3 separate regions of the Homo sapiens genome follow, and all the other regions are linked to region 1. Evidence: chromatin loops called from intact Hi-C (ENCODE). Cell type or tissue: MCF 10A. All regions are shown on one strand.

The links. Hi-C counts contacts between places; a loop is a spot of excess contacts. Peaks named below come from ENCODE experiments on the same cell type or tissue, not always from the same donor. Only the 100,000 strongest peaks of a DNase experiment are listed, where the experiment ranks them.
Region 2: it touches region 1 in a loop (9-fold over the local background); 5 of 110 quality-filtered maps call a loop at or near these places.
Region 3: a loop joins it to region 1, with 5 times the contacts of the local background. A loop is called at or near these places in 4 of 110 quality-filtered maps.

The regions. Positions count from the first base shown.
Region 1 is chr14:98,905,302-98,907,801 of GRCh38, forward strand. No RefSeq gene overlaps it. Among named protein-coding and RNA genes, the nearest start is that of LINC02914, 190 kb to the left of the region's middle. In MCF 10A, no CTCF peak of the experiment used is centred here; a DNase peak (open chromatin) is centred at 1,390.
Region 2 is chr14:99,034,598-99,037,097 of GRCh38, forward strand. The region is part of intron 1 of LOC107984696 (a long non-coding RNA gene); the gene reads right to left. Among named protein-coding and RNA genes, the nearest start is that of BCL11B, 240 kb to the right of the region's middle. In MCF 10A, no CTCF peak of the experiment used is centred here; DNase peaks (open chromatin) are centred at 904 and 1,554.
Region 3 is chr14:98,956,304-98,958,803 of GRCh38, forward strand. No RefSeq gene overlaps it. Among named protein-coding and RNA genes, the nearest start is that of LINC02914, 250 kb to the left of the region's middle. In MCF 10A, no CTCF peak of the experiment used is centred here; a DNase peak (open chromatin) is centred at 1,098.

The sequences.
Region 1 (2,500 bases):
AGCTGTTTTGAGGACACCGATGGATGAAACCATTGTCCGTGTCCCAGCCGTGAGGCTCCCTGAGGGCCCAGACCCGGGACTGGGCCAGGCTTATTCCCTGCTGTCTATCCAGAGCCTAGAACAGGGCTGGCACACAGTGGATGCCTGGTAAATATTTGTTGAATAAATGAATGATTGAACTGGAAAGGGATTTTTGAAATTATCTCGTCCAGTCATTTTCAAACTCTCTTTTTTTTTTTTTTTTTTTTTGAGTCAGAGTCTCGGTCTGTCACCCAGGCTGGAGTGCCCTGGCGTGATCTAGGCTCACTGCAACCTCCGCCTCCTGGGTTCAAGCAATTCTCCTGCCTCAGCCTCCCGAGTAGCTGGGATTAGAGGCACCCGTCACCACGCCTGGCTAATTTTTGTGTTTTTAGTAAAGACGGGGTTTCACCATGCCCCTTGGCCAGGCTGGTCTCGAACTCCTGACCTCATGATCCGCCCACCTCGGCCTCCCAAAGTGCTGGGATTAGAGGGGTGAGCCACTGCGCCCGGCCATTTTCAAACTTTTAAGGGGCTGCAGGGATCACTAGAGAAAGTTTGGGGCTGTATCCTACTTGACCTAAGTACCTCCATTTTTAACTGTTTACATATTGGGCTTTCCAAATTTCATTTGCAAACTGAAATTCTGCACACAAAAAGTTACAAAAATCAAAATTTTGAAAAATTATGGTCTAATTCTTCCCTTTTAAAGATAAGACACTAACGCCCAGAGAGAGAATACAACGTGCCCAAGATCGCCTAGCAAGCTGCTGATGGGGCCAGAAAGAGGATCCAGACCTCCAGACTCCACATCCAGGGCCCTTCTCACACTGCCCCCATCACCTGGCCTCCCTCTATCCTAATGTTGACTCTGCAGGCTTTCAGGGGCCACCTGCCATCCAGTCCCCCTCCTGTGGGCTTATCAGTGGCTGCCTACAGGACTCTGAGATTCCAGATGGAAACGGAAAGAATGGTAAAAAGGAGGTAATTGGGCCAAGTTGTGGAGGGGGGAGCTGTCTCAGCCAGGTATGCAGCGTCTCCTCAGGTGGAGAATCTGGCTAGAAATTCCGAAGGGGACAAAAGCTAACTCCATATGACCATGGTGTTGGGTTTTGAAACCCTATACGTTTTTTAAATCTATAATTATGTGGTACACACCTAATTAAAATGGACTATAATTGTTGAAATATTTTATTGAAGTCATTTTTTTTTTCCGAACGACAGGTTTAACAGATGATAAAACTTGTCTTGTGGTTAACTTGGGCTGCCAAGATCCCCAGGCACAGTACAGAGGGTGGGGCTGTCCGACAGCGGACAGTCAACTGCATCTGAATGCCAGCATTCTTTGCTAAGCACTCCCTTCTGAAGGCTCCTCTTGGGCCCCATGCCAAGCGCTCAGGACGGAGACAAATAGCCTGGGTGGGTGTTTTGTGCACAAAGATGATTGAGGTTTGCTTTTGCTCGATGGAGAAATCCTTTGAAATTGTGCTCCCGGGGAGCAAGGGCAGCTAAGATCAGAGGGAACTGTTTATTCAAAAGCACAAGGAGAGAACAGTGATCCCTCCCCACTCACAACCCACACCCTCCTCCAAACTCCAAATGACCACGGCGAAACAGGCCTCGACAGCGTCAGGGAGCTGCATCCTCACGTCTTCCAAAGGATGAGATGGATGTTTCTCTACCCGTGCCTCCGACAGGAGTTGCAGTTTACTGACAGTCTACCAGGTGCTCAGTGCTTTGTATGCTTTGTTTCTAGTATTTACTACCCACTTTACAGATGAGGAAACTAAATCATAGATAAAATGAGTGGTTTAAGGTCTCGCGGCAAGGAAATATGGCATAGTCTTAACCCCAGCTCTGCCAAACTCGGAAGCCAATGTTTTTCCACTGCTGTGTTCTGTCTCAAAGGCTGGCTCAAAGCGCGCATCTTCATTATTCAAAAAACGGAATCAGCCTGCGGGAGGGAAGGGCAGGAAAGCATGCCCCAGGAGTTGGGGGTTCCTTTTCATTTGTGTTGTCTGTCTGTCCTCCCTACCCAGCCCTGCCGGCAGCATGGGGGAGGGGGCATATTACAAGATCCAGGGGTACTTCCCAGCCCACACCACCAGCACAGCAAGGGCTAGGCCAGGGAGGCAAGGGAGAAGTTTGCTCCCTTTCCTGCCTGAGAACCAGGGGGTAGTCATTTGACCCCCAGTTCTGAGCTCAGCGAAAGTGAGAGCAGTAAGGTAGGGCCCTAGTTGTGAGCCACGTGCCGTTGTCCAGATTTTGTGATGGCTTTATCCTCTGTGATTGTCCCAACCCAGCTGTTAGGCAGCTATTGTCATCCCTGGGCTACTGGTGACCAACAGGGGCCTAGCGGCTGCAACAGACCTAACCTGACCCAGCTAAAACAAAGCTCCAAAACCACCCTAAAAAACGTATTCTGGGAGTTTCTCCATTTTGCGTTGGTGTTTTTTTGTTCCTGTGCTTTCTTTGTTCTTCC
Region 2 (2,500 bases), 130 kb after region 1:
CTCCAACTTGGCTAACAGGCTGATCTTTCCAAAGCACCAAGAGATCACGTCACCTCCCACTTAAAACCCTCAGTCTCGTGCCACCAAGAGGATAAAATCCTCTTCTGTCCTAAGCTTCCGAGCTCCCCTAGAATCTGGCCTGGGAGACCCCTCCTGAAGCCCCGCCCGCCCAGGGCCATGCACACCTCCCCAGACACCAGACGTCTCAGGGTTTACACGGGGTGCCCTCCGCGGCCCCCTTCCTGTCTTCACATCTATGTATTCTGTGTATCATTACCCCAACCTCTGATGGAGAAACAGGTTCAAAGTGATTGAGTCGCATCCCCAAGGTCGCACACGGATAAGCAACCTAAACCCAAGTCCTCATGCTCTCTTCCCCTGGGAGGGGTCGGACATGGAGGCCCGCAGGCGTTTTCTCCACCTTCCACAGCCTTGATTGTGCGGAGGCAGCAGCGCCACCCACAGGCAGCTCTGGCTTGAATCCCAGCTTCCCCACTTCACCTGGGGGACCTTTGGTGGGTCACTGAACCCTTTGGGCTCTTCATCTGTAAAGCGAACTAAGAACACAGCCTGGGCTGACGGGGAGGATTACTGAGAAGGAGAAATGCCATTTCCTGGGCCTTTTGCAAAATGTGTAACGGACATCCGCTAGCAGAAAGTCTGAAACTAGATTTCACCACTTGGGAGGTGGGAGAGCGGTGGGTAGGGGGGTTTGATCTGAGCCACCCCAGATTTCAGGGCCAACGCTGATCTGGAAGCTCCTGGGGACTTCTGAGACTCTCCATCCCCTGGCATTAGAAAATGTACAGGGAAGCACGCTGGAAACCAGGAAGCTCTAGGCAAGTGTAGATTACCATGACCAAGCCTGGGCTGGGAAGAGGAAGAGAGGACAGAGCCAGGCTGGGAGGGAGCCAGAAAACACTCTTGTGGGCTGGGCTCTAGCAAAAAGTGCTGATTTGGGGAATCCGTGGATTAGAGAAGAATCTCTTTGCCTATATCTTGCTGTGTGACCATGGGTAAAGTCCCAAACTTCTCTGAACCTCAGTTCCCACAGCTATAAAACCAGGATATTGGGCCAGCCTCCTAGATCTTTGCAGGTATCAGCTGTCTATGAAGTGTCACCCACTCGTACCACCTCTGTTCCGTGAGACACGGTCACCTCACCACCTTGGGAGGCGTTGTTGCTTCCATTTCCAATGTGAGCAAACGGAGGCTCTGTGAACCGTGTTCCCAAGGTTGCAGAAGGAGAAGGGGCCGGGCCAGAAGCAGAACCAGCTCCATCTGCCCTCCAGGGCGGTGCTCTGCCGCAGTCCCTGAGATGGCTGCCCTCCCTCCGTGCAGGCGCTGGCCTGAACAGGCTGGCCCAGGGCCCCCCAAGCCTTCCATGCTGGTGGGAGGGCCGCCTGCACAGCCAGTGCGTCCTCCTCGGCGGCCCGTGCCAAGCAGCCCTGCCCAGACCGCACGAGGAGCTGGCCACGACCTGCCAGGCCCGCTAAGCCCCTCCCGCCTGTTTCTCATTTAGAGCAAGCCCCGGCTGCAGCCCAGACATTCCAGAGGGGACAGTCAGACGCCAAGCCCGCCCATGGCTTGGGAAACCGGGCTGCAGGCAGCCCCGTGGTCAGGAAGCTCCACAATGTTTTCCCCTCCCTGTCGACATTTTAAAAGTTGCTTAACCCCTGGAGAAGTCTGGTCCACTCTTTTGGGGCCCGGCTGAACTGAGCCATCCCTGACCCTGGCATTCAAGGGCTCCATGGCCAGGAATAAAAATGACTCTGTAGATGAGCTGGACTCCCCATGGTTCCCAGGCTCTCCTGGCTCAGACCTCCTTCTCCAGCTCTTTGTTCTGGCTGGTCTCCACCTCTGAGACAGCCTCCCTTCCAGCTGGGAGTCCTGAGGCTTCCTGGTGGAGGAGGCATCAGAACAATACAATTGCCACTAATTAGGTGTCAGCTGCTGGCTGAAGTGAACACCCCCACTTACCCCCGCTCCCAGAAGATGCAGGTGGAATCGCTCTAGCTGTCCCTGGAAGAATCCTACCCTTCACACAGCCTTGAGTGCGTTAATTATAGATTGCCGCCTAATGACATAAGTAGCGTTCCTGAATTCCGCCAAAGTGACAATTTGCCATCAACATAAAGCCGCTGCCCGCGCTGCTAGCTGGCCGGGCATCCGGGCGCGAGGCTCTGCGCTCCTCCCGGCCCCTCCCTCCGCCACCCTGCCCAGCACCTGGATGACGCTTGCTTGGCTTGCTAGTCAAAATACATCCTTTTCCCTGTCACCGCTGCCATCTCAGCCCCCAAAAGTAGGGCCTCTTCTTTTTTCCTTCATCTTTTTTTTTTGCCCTGATTTATCAACCCTTGCTGATGGAACCAAGGGCTTTTAAAAACTGTTCCCACAGAATGGCAGTTCCTCAAAAAACTAAAAATAGCATGATCATTGGTCCCAGCACTTCCGCTTCTGGGTATACACCCAGAAAATGAGAGGCAGCATCTCCAACAGA
Region 3 (2,500 bases), 51 kb after region 1:
GGCCTGAGGTCGGGACACATTGCATTTTGAGCTATGGTGGGAAACCCAGGTGTCACTTCCCACCAGCAGTGAAATGTGGGAGAATCGCCCCAGGTAGAGATCAGGGCTGCAGAAGCAGAGTGGGGTGCCACATGCACCCGGAGCAGGGAGTAGGTGTCATCACTGCCCCTGGGGCAGGAGTCGGGACAGCCCGGGGCTGGCAGCGATGGGGCCTCCCGGAGATGCCACCAGGCTGCACTCTGACTTGGGCACTCACCAGCCCTTCAACCTCAAAATTCAAATCTATCTTACAATTAAAATGGGGTTTTTGTTTTTATGTATATAAACACTATTTTTGAGACCCTCTGGAGGCCTTGTGGTCTAGTTCCAAGGCCTTCATGATACAGCTTCCCTGTATCATGAATTCTCAGCCTGGGCGATATTGATGATTTGAACTGGGTCACTCTTTGTGGAGGGCTGCCCTGTGCTTTGTGGCATGTATATAGCAGCATCCCCTGCCTCTCTTCACCTGATGCCAGTGACACCTCCTGCCCCTCAATTATGACAACCAGAAACGTCTCCAGACATTACCAAACATCTCCTGGAGGCAACACTTCCCCAGCTGAGAAGCACTGTGCTGTCATTAAGGACACTTTCACATCTTTCCCAACTTTCTCATCTGACACACTCATGAGATTTCTAAGACATCTTATTAAATAAGAAATAAATATTTCTAAGAAATATTAATAATAATAATGGCTAGGGCTTTGTGGTCAGACCCCAAGACAAAGCTGCTCTATTGCCCAGGTCCATAAAGCATCAGGCAAGTAGCTGAAATTCTCCTCCACCCCAAGGGTGTTCATCTGCAGATTGTGGGGGGAGAGAGAGCAAATGATCCCTTGGAATGAGGGGGATCCCACCCACACAGCTGGCCAAGAAGAGACAAGGCCCCTCCTCAGGCCAGGGTCTGGGCCATGAAGCCGCTACCATGTTCTGGCTGGAGTCCCCGGACTCAGTGACTCAGCTGGCAAGGATACTCTTGCTTACGAAAGAGGGTGGGTTCGGGTGAAGCAACAGTTGGAGCCTGCATAAAAGGCAGAGAGCTGATCTGAGCCTTTTGACTCACTAATGGAGAAGCCCTGACTTTCTAGAAATCTCCACATTCACCAGTGACAGTTACGTCATGCATGTGAAGGGGAGGCAAGGGCTTTGGTGCTTCCCTGTCCAGTTTGCCTAAAGACAGCCAGCAGGGACGGGACGGGAACTAGTGAGTGTTTATGCTATTCACAAGGCTCACCCTGAGAGCTCAGCCCTGGCCCCACGAGGTCTCAGGTGGGTGGCAACCCCAGGCCATGGCAGCCCTTCTTGGGAAATGGCTTGGTCAAGGCTATATCGTCCAAGGGCAGGTATTTTTCAGGTGGGTGGGAATGGGCGTGGACAGGAAGAAGCTGGCCGGCGAGAGAGTCATAGGGTTACAAAATTGGGAGGCGCCTGAGAAATCCTACATTTGCTACAGGCGAAGCTTAGGCCCACAGAGGGCGGAGGACCAGGGATCCTGGCGAGGCGAGGAAGATCTCATTACGGCACCCGTTTCTCAGATGAGGAAATAGAGACCAGAGAAGCCAAGTTCGTATCCTGAGAGCTCAGCTAGTCAGCAGCACAGCTGAGATTTGACTTTGAAGCTGATCCCATTTCCCTGAGCATGTTTCCACCTGGCTTGACCAAGGGGCTTGGTTGGAGCCATCTCCCCAAGCTCTGAGCTCTGGCAGAGCCTGGTGTCAAATCCTTTTGAACTAAGTCCCACCATGTGTGTGACCCAAGTAATCCCACCTGGCACCTGGACCCACTTCCACCGGGCAGTACGCATGGGAAAGAGGCCATTCGATAGCGCGACATGGCCAGTGGGTCCAGTCAAGACGTGAGGCACATTAGAGTCATTAAAAATCATTAGGATGGTTGAGTTCTGAGGTCAGATAAGCAGGATAAACACACTCCGGAGAAACTAGTTCTCCCTTTTCCTGCAGCTGCTCCCACTCATCCCAGCCAAGCACTCAGCCAGCCAGACTCCCAGGAACCTGCTGCTGAGCTCCAGGGGCTCATTTAAGATCCAGGGTCCACGGGCAGGTCCCCGCGCTGCCTTGACTCTTGAGTCACACCTTGCAAAGCCTGTGGGAGATTTGGTTCATTTGGAGTGGGCTTTTACACACGGACGGGATAAAAAGCCCACCCAAAGAAAGGTCCTTGGGTCATTTTGCCTGGAGACAAGGAAGGGACTGAGGTTCAGAGTGGCTGTGTGACTTACCTGAGTGAATACAGCTTGGTAAGTCAGAACGGTCAAAGGCCAGGACTGTGTGCGTCCACACTTGACCTGCCCACACTGCCCCTGAACACCCTTCAGCCCCGGAACAAGTTTCCTCTCTTGAATTTGGCAATCTGCAAACAGACCTTTGCCCAAGCCTGTATCTCAGGTCTGTTATATACAGATGTAGATGGAGAGATGTACTCTTAAATCACTCTCGGT